Linked DNA regions of Homo sapiens: region 2 is linked to region 1. A link is an interaction called in ENCODE POLR2A ChIA-PET data of the cell type or tissue named here. Cell type or tissue: PC-9. All regions are shown on one strand. Each heading gives the region's core, and the rest is flanking DNA. Links, peaks and the distances in the headings are about the cores only. Region 1 overlaps DES (desmin). Region 2 has its middle 220 kb from the start of EPHA4.

Evidence for each region. ChIA-PET counts read pairs that join two places held together with the same protein. Peaks named below come from ENCODE experiments on the same cell type or tissue, not always from the same donor. Only the 100,000 strongest peaks of a DNase experiment are listed, where the experiment ranks them.
Region 2: POLR2A ChIA-PET joins it to region 1 with 10 read pairs; 1 of 35 experiments calls an interaction of 5 or more read pairs at or near these places.

Annotation. Positions count from the first base shown.
Region 1 is chr2:219,426,037-219,432,554 of GRCh38, reverse strand. DES (desmin) reads right to left here. Exons shown (of 9, transcript NM_001927.4): 9 at 5,821-6,518. Among named protein-coding and RNA genes, the nearest start is that of SPEG, 5.5 kb to the left of the region's middle. RefSeq lists an enhancer at 316-3,405. In PC-9, for the core only: no CTCF peak of the experiment used is centred there; a DNase peak (open chromatin) is centred at 3,104.
Region 2 is chr2:221,347,538-221,354,055 of GRCh38, reverse strand. No RefSeq gene overlaps it. Among named protein-coding and RNA genes, the nearest start is that of EPHA4, 220 kb to the left of the region's middle. In PC-9, for the core only: no CTCF peak of the experiment used is centred there; a DNase peak (open chromatin) is centred at 3,205.

The DNA of each region.
Region 1 (6,518 bases), core at 2,046-4,545:
GCAGTTCTCTGGGTTTTGACAAATGCATAGAATCATGTATCTGCCACTCCAGGACCATACAGAGCAAACAATTCCATCACCCCAAATACTAGCTCATGTACCCCCTTCGGAGTCATAGACTCTACCATAGACCCCCTCCACCAACCTCTGGCAACCACTGATGATGAATCGAATTCTAAAGTGTAAATTGAATTCTAGAAGGTGACAATATGGGGGAAGTCATTGCAAACAGATGGTACATCAAGAAAAAAGGAATAGAGAGTATTTCGAAAAACAAATAACCCAAAGCCACCCAACACTGTGCCTCTAAATGTGTGTGGAATGCAGTGGGTAGACTGTAAATGTTGGCTGGTTAGTAAGTTGGTTGAATAAATGAACGATGCGATCTCAAGCAAGTTACCTAGCATCTCTAAGCCTCGGTTTCCTCATCTATAGAATGGAGGTAGCACAACTCAGGGTTTTAATTATTTATTCATCCATAATTTTTTTATTTATTCATCCACAAATATTTTTGAGTTTCTACTATGTACTGGCACTGTGCTAGGGACTAGGGATATAGCAGTGAACAGACAAAGATTTCTGCTCCCATGCTGCTTTTACTTGAGAAGAGAGATGAACAACAAATACAAAGAAATAGGCTGCGCACGGTGGCTCACGCCTGTAATCCCAGCACTTTGGGAGGCTGAGGCAGGAGGATCACCTGAGGTCAGAAGTTCAAGACCAGCCTGGCCAACATGGTGAAACCTCATCTCTACTAAAAATACAAAAATTAGCCAGGCCTGGTGGCACACACCTGTAATCTCAGCTACTTGGGAGGCTAAAGCAGGAGAATTGCTTGAACCCGGGTGGCAGAGGTTGCAGTGAGCCGAGATGGCACCACTGCACTCCAACCTGGGCAACAGAGTGAGACTCCATCTCAATAAGAAAGAAAGATAAGAAAGAGAAAGGAAGGAAGGAAGGAAGGAAGGAAGGAAGGAAGGAAGGAAGGAAGGAAGGAAGGAAGGAAAAGAAAGAACCTGTAAAGATTGTTACAAGGAGGTAAGCACTGTGGACAAAGCTTAAGGCAAATGTGAGTGTGGTGGGAGATTGCACTTTCAAATAGGGTGTGGCTGGAGTTGGCCCCACTGGGAACATTTGAGCCAATCTTGAGTAAGAAAGCAAATGATGCAAATGTCTGGGGAGGGCTGCTTCTGGCAGAGGTGGGAATATGCCTGGTGGGCTCCAAGACGAAGGCCAGAGAGGATGGAGGGAGCAAGGGGAGAGTGGAAGGAAATGGGTCAGACAGGCAGCAGAAGCCAGATGGCCTAGAATTTTGCAGGCCATGGCGCTTTTGTTCCTGGTGAAATGAGAAGTCATCTTAGGGCTTTGAGCAGAAGAATTACATGATCTGACTTACGTTGTAGTAATGACATTAAATTATTATATTAAATATTCAAATGAAGATTAACTATTTAAAAGGGCCTGGCACAGAGCCTGGAACATGACTTGCCTTCTGCCTTCCTAGATCCATAATTGGGGCATTCGTTGATTTGCGTGCAGGAGTCTGTGGGCCTGGGTAGGGAGGGCACAAGTCCATGCAAGTCACTGGTGCCCTCTTCTGGGAGGAGCCCACACTAGCTGTGACAGCTGGAAGCCGTCAGGCTCTGGCCAGGCCAGGCCAGGCACTTGGGACAGCTGGCTGCAAGTCACTCGTCTGTCCCTCAGCATGGGCCCCACAGTGCCCTGCAGCCTGGCGCCTAGCTGGGTGTGTGTGCTGCCAGTCTGCCCTGTCTTGCGATCACAAGCCTCTGGTGTCATGGAAAGAGATCTGAGCTCCAGAGGCCAGGGAGCCTGGAGCCCAGTCCTCCTTTGCTACAGACTGCTGTGTGACCTTTGCAGGTCACCCTACCTCTCTGGAGGTGCCACTGGGCACTTCTTAAGCCATAATGATGTACCACATGCCTGGCACATGGGAAAAATCTCAGTAAGTGTTCATTGAATCAGTGAATAAAGTGGGGGCCATCAGCCCTTCCTGGTGAATATTTAATTTAGAGAAAAGTAAGTAAAAGTGCGCAGTAGGTATTCATTCATTAAGTATTTAAATATTTAATGAGTACCTACTATTCTTCCAGGCATTCTTCTGGGCACTTGGGATACAATAGTGAATAAAATGGATTAAAATTCTACCCTTAGGTAGCTGACGTTTTAGGTGTTAAATCGAAGGTTATTGAAGCATTTGCAGATGTGCCTTGGGTGAGCTTGTGGTGAGAGGAAGGAGGGAGGGGGTGAATGAGTAGAATAGGACAGGGGCCTCAAGGGACGGGGGTGAAAATATACCTGGAGTGGACAGACAGGCAGGAAAATGTCTGCTGATCCATCAGTCCTGGCATATGGTGCCTGCCTCCATGATCCCTTCCATTACACCCTGTCTGCTGGGGTCAGAGCTGGTCTGGGCCTGATCCTTTGGGTCCGGTGGGAAGCCGATCAGCATTCTATGAGCCCTGTTACTTCTTGATGTTCAGAGTCTTGAAGGTTAAGACCCCAGAGCCCAAGGAGCAGGAAGAGGCTTTGCCGTGGAGGTGTTTTTTTTTTTTTTTTTTTTGAGACAGAGTCTCCCTCTGTTGCCCAGGCTGGAGTGCAGTGGCGCGATCTCGGCTCACTGCAAGCTCCGCCTCCCGGGTTCATGCCATTCTCCTGCCTCAGCCTCCTGAGTAGCTGGGACTACAGGCACCCACCACCACGCCCGGCTAATTTTTTTTTTTTTTTTTTTTTGTATTTTCAGTAGAGAGGGGTTTCACTGTGTTAGCCAGGCTGGTCTTGAACTCCTGACCTTGTGATCCACACGCCTCAGCCTCCCAAAGTGCTGGGATTACAGGTGTGAGCCACCGTGCCCCGCCCCTGTTGTTGGGTTTTTGTTTTGTTTTGTAGAGATCGGGTCTTGCAGTTTCCCAGGCTGGTCTCAAACTCCTGGGCTCAAGTGATCCTCCCACCTTGGCCTCCCAAAGTGCTGGGATTATAGATGTGAGCCACTGCAGCCGGTGGAAACCCAAATCTGTTTTGGTTTGTATTTGCCCATTCTCTGGGTTCCCTTGGTCACAGCTCAGCTCTTATGAAGAGAGGCAAAGATTAGAACCAGAATTTCTAGTTCCAGGCAGGCTGTGCTCAAAGAATCCTTCCCCACCTGGGGGATAGAGGGTGGCTCTGGGCCTTCTTTCTTCTCTGGGGACAAGTGGGTAGCAGTCACAGGAGACAGGTGTGCTGAGAAGGAAGAGCTTTATTTCAGAACTGTCCCCAGCTGGAAGGGGCCACCAAAGAAGCGGTGAGTTCTCGGGCTCTGGAGACATTCAGGCAGAGTTTGAGGAATGCTCATGAAGGATGTGGGGCAGGGCTGAGAAGGGGGTTTCTGCACCTCAAGGATCATTGCCTGGGAGCCTTCTGAGGTCTGACTCTGAGAGCCTGAGATTCCTACATTCCTTCCACCTTAGTGACTAGTCTATACCTAAGCATTTGGTGGGCTGGGGGGTGGGAGGGGAACTGCCTCCAAAACCTCCCCTAACCCATGTGTCCCTTTATCCTTTGTGGGACAGATAAGTGCACATAACTCATTCAGGGGAAAGAAGGATTCCAGAAACTACTCACAGATATACACACCCCCTCTAATCCACCTGAGCCCAGCCCTGTCCAGGTGTTTCCAACACAGAGAAGCTGGCTCAGACTCCAGGGCCCCCAACAGACTCAAGGATAAGAAGCCCCTTACCCATCCCTCCTCCTCCATCCCAGTACAAAGACATTGGAAATGGGACTTTCAATTTCATTTCCTGTGAGGGTCATTGTGGAGTTTCTCTACAGGTTGACTGGGGTAGTTCTGGGGCCTGTAGGGTTCACCCTATTTGAGGACTGAGGGGAATGAAATGACCATGAGTCACCAGTGGCAGAGGGAGGGGACATGGGGCTACACCCCAGGTCCTCCTGGGGCAAAGCTGAAGAATAAAACAGAGAAGGGGACTTCTTAGAGAGAGGGGTGACTTGTGAGCCAGGGCCACATTAAAGGAGGGGAAGAAAGAGACACCAGAGAGGCTTTTGGAAGTTTCTGGAAAAGTCAGTTTGGAAGGTCAGATTAAGGACCTTAAGACTAAAACCTCCTGAGGTTTATTTAACATACAAACTGTCTGAGCTTATTATCTTTGTGATCTCTACCCTCTTCCTGACTCCTTTAAAGGATAATCCCTGAAATCTCAGAGGAGAAACTTGAAGGCTGAGGCCTACATGGATCCATCGTTTCCTACATCTTTGATCCACTGGAATATTTTTAGAAGGAGTAAAAGAGAGACAGCCTTCACTCTGCCCCCTACCCCACCTCTTAGCTATCAAAGTGCTCCAAACCCTATACTGAATCATTAAGTTTTCCCCACAAATTCAAAATGCCTCCTTTAACATGTGTATGTCTCCTGTATGTGAGTCTTGTTCTAAACACACTATTTTGTTCATTAATATTTGTATATTTCCTCTTCATTAACAAATCTGTTAATTATCATAGCCTTCTAATATATTTTGATGTTCTTTCTATGATTTCCTAATTTTTTTCCTTTTTCTTTTTTTGAGACAGAGTCTCACTCTGTCACCCAGGCTGGAGTTAGTGGTACAATCTCAGCTCACTGAAGCCTCGACCTCCTGGGCTCAAGCTATCCTCCCACCACAGCCTCCCAAGTAGCTGGAACTACAGGCTCATACCACCATGCCAGGCTAATTTTTTATTTTTTGTAGAGTCAGGGTCTCGTTACATTGCCCAAGCTGGTCTCAAACTCCTGGGCTCAAGAGATCCTCCCACCTCAGCCTCCAAAAGTGCTGGGATTACAGGTGGAGTCACTGTGCCCAGCCTCCTAATTTTTTTCATACGTCTTACACTCCCCTCCCATCTTCTCCAATTCTCTTAAAATTTTTATTTGGTATTTTAATTGAGATTGCATGGCATTGAAATTATAGATGAATGGAAAATGAATTGACTTCTCTTCAGAGTATTGAACCTTCTTATCGAAGCACAGAACAGATCTTTCCATTTTTCCAAACATTATTTTTCCTGAATTGGCTCCTGTGTATAAAAATAGTATTGGAAGGAGTTAATAGAAAGAGGCCATTGGCTCACATCTGTAATCCCAACACTTTGGGAGGCTGAGGTAGCAGGAGGAGCAATTGAGCCCAGAAATTCAAGACCAGCCTCAGCAACACAGAAAGACCTTGTCTCTACAAAAAATAAAAAGCTAGCCAGGCATGGTGGTGTGAACCTGTGGTCCCAGCTACTTGGGAGGCTGAGGTGGGAGGATCGCTTGAGCTCAGGAAGTCCAGGCTGCAGTAAGCCGTGATCACACTGCTGCACTCCAGCCTGGGTGACACAGCAAGACTCCATCTCAAAAAGAAAAAAAGAGAGAGAGAAAAAAAAGGGGCTGTTGGCATCTTTGAAGAAGGGACTGGGGGAGCCCTACTTCAGAGCCAGTCAGTGGGGAGCAGCTACATCCTTCAAAAGGAATAGCAGGTGGTGTCCCCCAGCCTGGCTGACCTGAAGGTGTAGTAGAGAGCACAAGGGGTGCAGTCCTGGAACTGGGGCCTAACGAGAGGTATTTGTGGTTCCCCAACAAAAGCCCTGTCCAGCCCTCCCTGCCCCATACACTGCATACAGACATCAAGGCCAGGTGGCTCTGGGAACAGAAGTGGGCGCGAGGCCCTGGGGAAAGTCTGGCTGGGTAGAAGGTCAGTATAGTCCATCTCAGGGTGACAGGTTGTATCACAGGGCCCCAGGGGCCCCACAGGAGACCTGGCAGTCAAGACAACAGGGGCCAGCTTGGCTTGTGTGTGAATCTCTTTATTGTTTCTCTCCAGAGCCCCTGCAGCAGGGGAGGGGAGGGCGTGGGGAGGTGGGCGCCCCTCCCACCAGCCTGAGACCGCTCTCTGCCTCTCTCCTCTCCTCTCTTCTCCAGCATCTCACCCACTTTCTCTCCTTCTCAATCTCCTGCTCCCACCTCCAGCACCTTCGGGGATTCCCTCTTGTAGCCCCTGCTTTCTAAGTCCACCCTGGGCTGGGGAAAGGAAAGTAAGAGACCACGGGGACAATTTCAAGCCCCCCAGTCTCCACAGGGGCTAGTCCCCCTGGCTACCTGCCTGGCTTTCTCTCTCCTGGGCTAGGGGCTGGGGAGGTCTGCGGGGCTCAGTCCTGGCCCTGCAGTATCCCAACACCCTGCTCTGGGGCTGTCTCCAGAGCCAAAGGCTAGTGCCTGAGGTCACAGAGGTGGGAGGGACAGGGCCACCGCTCCCGCCTGGGCTCCATCCAGCACAAGAGCCAGGCTCACTCACTGCCAACAGCCAAGGCTCACAGCTGGGGTCCGCAGAGGTGGCCGGGGCATGCCCTGTGACCAGGCAGGGATGGGCTATGTCGCTGTTGGGGACCACGAGGGATGGCCAGTGAGGAGGGGTCAGAGGCTGTGAGGGGAGGACTGAGGCTGGGTGTGGTGTCCTGGGATGGAAGAAGGCTGGCTTCAGGGAGCAGT
Region 2 (6,518 bases), core at 1,701-4,200, 1.9 Mb before region 1:
TATTTTTTGGAAAATATATTTGGTGACAAATAGTCCTCAAGAAGCGACTGTGGTTTTTACCTCTGTCCCAGGTAGTCCATCTATCCAAAAGAAGCAATTGAGAAAACCCACAGGCTGAAGGCCAGATTTGGCTCTTGTGGGTCATAGAGTTCTATTAAAAAAAAAAAAAAACAGCTTCAGATAATCTGAGAGGTTCCTCAGACTAACATTCAAAGGGATATTTTCAACTCATGCTATAGAAATTGGAAAAAAATTCATGATATGTCCAAAAGTGAACCATTTGAGGCTTCTGTTCCGGTGATGGGGGTATTTCATTGAGTGCCGTCACCCGCTTTGAATTTATGGTCACCAGCAGAAAGCTGGGGACTGTAAATTCTGAGTCCTGCTTATTAGAACCCAAGAGCATTTGACAATGCACATAATTAATGATCATTTGCTAAAAGTATTTTGGGGGATTTTATTCAAACAAAGTAAAAAAGAAACACATTAAATATTAGTCCTGTTATATATTATGGGACATTATATCCATTTGTGTGCCCATAAATCATTTAGCTATGAATACTTAAGAAGAGCAAGAAAATGATACCCTCTGTACACTCTGAGATAATATTGTCTTAGTATTTGATTACGGGCATGGTGTCCTTAATGGACATTTTCATGCTCGGTATCCAATGTCCAGTTGGAGCGGGGACACCAAGAAATGGTAACAGGAGGATGTTAGACCAAGATCAACCAGAGTTCAGGAGTGTGAAATTGGTGATGAAATGACTTTTACTGGGCTTGTCAGAAAGCTCCCTTTTCTCTCTTTTATTGTATGGCTTTCCAACACTTGATTTTGTTGCCCCTCTGTGCGTGCACACACACGTGTGTGTGTGTATGTGTGTACTATTTTTTAGGGGGATGGTATTAAAAATATTTGGCCTGGTTTGACTATCTTTTTATTGGGTCAAAGAAAGAGAAGAGGGCAATGGCTGCTTCTGTGAGAACTAGAAGAATAAACCTGACTAGTAAAGAATATTTATTTGTTTTGAACAGCTACCAAAAAATCATTGCAATTTGGGTTACATCAGAGCCAAAGCTTTGTCTCCACACACAGGGCAACATAGAAAAATTTTTAAAAAGACGGAAAGAAATATTGCCTGAGAAATTTAGATACCCAATACAGGCTTCGTGGAGTGATGAGAAGATTCGAGGGATTTGTTTTGAGTGCTGATCCCCATGGACATGTCTTATGATTTCGGACAAAGCACTTCAACTTTCCGGCTTTAGTGTAAATTTCTAAAAATGAAGGAAAATCGATCAGTAAGATCACTAATGATCATCTAATTGCCAATATTTATGATTCTAAATTGACACTTTCAGGAAACACACAATCACAAAAAAATGTGAATTTTTGGTTCAAAAGATCCATGTATTTGTTTTATGTCTCTGCTTCACTAAACTCAGGCAGTCTATGTCTGACTGCCACTGTATATCATTCCTACGTGTAAAGTATAAGCATTTACTGGCTGTCAGGGAATAAAAAAGGGGTCCAAAAATTATTTAATGTCAGAGAAGCAAAATGTGGGAGAGCTTTAAGAAGTATTTTAAAAATTTGAACTGGGTGCGAATCTTTAAAGTTTGGCTGAAGAGAGCAAAGGACTTCAAATATTTATTTAGATGGATGAATAAAATATTGACAAGTAAATTGACTTCTTTGGGGTTGTTGATATTTCTTGGTAGTATCTGGATACCAATAGCGTAAAACTTAGAACTCAGGACTGCTAACTCAAATGGTCATTATATCCATCACAATTTTTAAATGTGGTGATTCAGACATAATAGTCCAAATGAAAGTTATAAGAGTAAAGATATACCATTTTTTAACTTAAATGTAATAACACATAACTAGGCAGCCTTGCCCAGTTTTATACCAATTATTTGAAGAGAATGAATATCTATATTTACACACATACATATTGTGTATGTATATATATGCATATATATATATATAATATTTTTATTTGTTCAGTGTCTGCCACTGTTCTTCTCTAGATCATGAGCCCCTCATCACAGTAAATTTTTAAATTATTATTCTGAAATTTAGGCCATCTTTGGTTTAGGAAACTTACATTTTGTGGCTTTCCAGAATTTATACTGAATGGATGTGGAAGAAGATGAAAATTATATTTTAAATCAACACATACCCATGAGTATGAGATCTTGAACCCATTTTAACTGTTTAAATTAAAAATTTTCCCAATGGAACTTATATGAAAAGATTTACTTGCATAAAATGTGGTACCTTTGAAATAAATATTCTCTCAATGTGTCTTATTCATGTTCAGCCAAGTTGAAGAAAAAAATATCGACCAGTCACACATTGTGTTTTGAATTTCAAGGGATCTTTAGAGATAGAGATGGGGACACTGGCACCCACTCTTGTCAGAAGTTGGCTGATGAGCCAACAGCTGAATCTTTTCTTCTCCAGGGCAGCATTTAGGTTTTAGTCCCCAGTTGTGCCTGCCTGTAAGCCAAGAAAAAAACAACAAAAAAAGCACAATGTGTTTTAAATAATGCAACCAAATCCATTTTTGGGCAAAGGCAGTTAGAGATTTATAAAAGACAGCAGCCAGGAAATTTCTCTGCTGGTGTGGTTGGAAAAAAAGCAATCTTCCCATCCTTATTAGCCTGTTTCCATTTCTTAGACACCAAAGAAGCACCAAGAGGAGGAAATTGGTATATTGGTATACCAATTAGAGGAAAATGCTAACATCTGTTAGCATGGGTGGTGAGTATTCATTTGTTTGTTACATTGATCTTTATAGCTTTCTGAATGTGTGAGAATTTTTGTAATTAAAAAAATTAGATGAATTTGGAACCAAGCCTTGGGCTTCAAATCCCCATCACCTTACTTTCTAGCTATAGTAGCCTGGGGCCAGTTATTTCACTTCTCAGAGTCCCAGCTCCCTCATCAACATAATATGAATAATAATTCCCAACTTTGGGGTTGATGTGAGTATCTCAGATCATGTATATAGTGGCTGACAAGTGTCTGGTTTCTCATTGGTTGTGACTGGCACCCACCCATCAAAACTTAGCTGAGAAAACCCGTCTCCAGGGAAAATGTCTTGGAAGTTATTCACTGCATCTGTTCTTTTAGATCTCTATATTTACTTCTAGATTAAGTCAGGTCACCACAGATCTGTGTTTCTGCACAATATCATTCATGCCAAAGGCATGTCAAGATGTTTACACTCCATTGTCCTTGGGAAAGGTGCCACAGGCTTTTAGTAGGGAGCCTTCTTCAAATGTCCAATGAAACTTCTGTGTGCTCCCTGTTAGCCTGCTATGGGCTTGTGGTTCACTGGACTCTTCTCAATGGCCCCCATGGGAGAGATTCCTGTCTGGTCTTAACATCCCAAATAATTGTGCTTCTTCTGAGTGACTCCTTTGTATTTCTCTTACAAACATTATAAATTGTTAAACTGATTGGGCTTTTCTTTAGGAGCTGATAGCTAGGAACTTGAGAGCCAAATTAGTGATTCACCCAGAACAGTTGTATGAGTTTTTATGGTGTAAAGCTTCATATTATCTTTATTCCAAAAATCTATTTTATATCTGTACTTAAAAAAAAAAAAACTTTTCCCTACTTATTTTAAATTTGTTTCATAATGCTGTATATTGAGTATTCATGTAAGTCATCTTAAATTCTTTGGTAGAACAAGAAACCAGATGGCATATAACTGAATCAAGTAAATAATATACAGCACTCAATATTATTGAGAATAATAGAAATATCAGGTACAACTAAAAAGAGAGAAAAATGAAGGCAGTAAATGTTCTTAAAGAAGATGTCTAGTATCACAGCAAGCCTGAATATTCTTAAATGGCAGAAAATAAATACATACTAGTTTCATTAAGAAAAATAGTTAATGCGAAATAATTGTCTTTCTTCTGAGTGACTCTATATGGAATACATGATATATGCTAGGCACTACTGTGGACTACAGTGAGAAGACCAGGGTAGCAATTTTAGATCACCTTGCAGGGTAAAGAAAATTGGTTTTAGAAATTGGAATTTGGAAACAGGCATGACTGATGATCATGGGTATGGAAAATGGGAGAGAAGAATTGTTGGATTATCATGTTGTGTTGTGAGGAAAAGAAAACAATAAAAGCACAAAATGAAAAGGAGACTCAAGTTATGTTGTCATGTGGAAGAGAAATGGTGCTGTGCTGGGTAGGTAATGGATGCCTAAGGAATAGGTCATGTGTGTAATGTGGCCAGGGAAACTTGGCTAAGGATAGTGGGTTCAGTTTGAGGAGGGAGCTGAGGAACTGGTTGAAGACCAATAACTTGGCTAAGAACAGAAATGTCCAGATCTCAAAGTGTAATCCCTTTCCTGGCCACATAGGAGTTGCAGCCACTTCACATCTGAGGTGAGGTGCAGGACCCTGGGGCCACTGGTGTCTGGTGGTTGTCTACTATTTTTTACATAGGAACTGGGAAATTGTTACAAAGGTCTTGATATAGCTTTTGTTATGCAAACTCAGAGCTGACTGACTTACAGTATTCCTTACTTAGTCTAAAGTTATCTCAAACATTGCTTCATAATATTTTATTTCAGAGTTAAGGAGAGTTCAGCCAGGAGCAATGGCTCACGCCTGTAATCCCAGCACTTTGGGATGCTGAGTCAGGAAGATCACTTGAGTTCAGGAATTTGAGACCAGTCTGGTCAACCTGGCGAAACCCCCTCTCTACTGAAAATACAGTAACTAGCTGGGCATGGTGGTGAGCACCTGTAGTCTCAGCCACTCGGAGGGCTGAGATACAAGGATCATTTGAACCTAGGAGGTCTAGGTTGTAGTGAGCCTTGATTGTGCCACTGGGAACCAGCCTGGGCAACAGAGTAAGACCCTATCTCAAAAAGAAATAATCTAAGTGTGTCCCAGAAGGTTTATTTTTATTCTAGATCTAGGTTCATTTCTGGGAGCCCTTCAGACAACCTGGGACAATTTTGGAGTATACTGGGTCTGGGGTAAATGTCACAGGCAAAAACTGAAAGAAGAAAAAAAAACCTTCTCATTTTTAATATAGAATGTTGCTATTTTCAAAAGTCTTCTACGTATACAACTCTTTCACTATTATAAATAGTGTGATCTCTTCTGACTCAAGGTATAAATATAATCACCTCTGTATGTTTTAAAATTATTTGCTGCTGCTTCTTTTTTTTTTTTTTTAGACGGAGTCTCACTCTGTCACCAGGCTGGAATGCAGTGGTGCAGTCTCAGCTCACTGCAACCTCTGCATCCCAGGTTCAAGCAATTCTCCTGCCTCAGCCTCCCAAGTAGCTGGGATTACAGGAGCATGCCACCACGCCCAGCTAATTTCTGTATTTTTAGTAGAGATGGGGTTTCACCAGGTTGGCCAGCATGGTCTCAATCTCTTGACCTCTTGATCCGCCCGCCTTGGCCTCCCAAAGCGCTGGGATTACAGGTGTGAGCCACTGCGCCCAGCTAAAATTATTTGCTTCTTTGCTCACTTGTACTACTGTAGTACTCATATAAAATTTAGTACTTTCTTTATGGGGTCTACCACCACAAAATAGTTCAAGAACACTGGGAACTTTAGTCCAAAGATATTTGGTACTTTTCAAAGTGCCAAAGGTAGTAGAAGCTGGGGGAGGAGGAAGAGAAAGAGGGGGAAGGATGGGAGGAGAAGCAGAGAGCATGAGAATCTAATCAGTCTATTACTATTGTTGCCTCTTGGAGCCCAGAGTGTTTCTTTTGAAGGCTGATCATGTACATTCAAAGACAAGGCTTGGCTGCTGCTTCCAGGACCTGCTTCTTGTGTCCTTTCTCAGGACACAGTGGTGACCCTGATTTTTGCTCCTTAGATCATACTTCATTGCCCAGTAATTGTGCCCTAAAGCCTACCACCATACCAACCTGACATCCTTACCCTTCCCGGGCACTGAACCTTGAGTGCTACCTTGTTCCAGGCTAACAAGTCACTTTGACTTCATATCACTGTGAGTAGGAATGTGGGTCTTGAACGATCCTCCCCCAACGACTCTGAGTTCCTTACACAAACTGATCTGCTCCTCCACCTTGACCAGCTTTTCATATTAGAGTTCTTAATGAAAGACAGTCTTGACTTAGACATGCAAAATTTTGTTACACTTTTTGTCCCAGACAATGAGAATCTATTCACTCTACATTCGTATAAGTCAGACATTCAGGAGACTCTACCTAGAACAAAGAAGGTCTGTTTTAGCACGATTTATTCTCCATCCCCAGATGTAAGAGAGATTGGTATGTGTTTTCAGTGTCTTTTACTGGGTACCCACATCCTCCAAGGCAGCTGGTACTATTTATGTCCATCTCCTGGATGAGGAAGCTGAGATCAGGAAGCTCAAGTGAGTTGTTCAAGGTCTCATGGTGATACATTGTGACTCAGTGAGTCTGACCTCTCAACACAGTGGCATTAGCTAAAGGGCAGAGGCTTTAGCAGTAACTTGGAAAGCTTATTAATC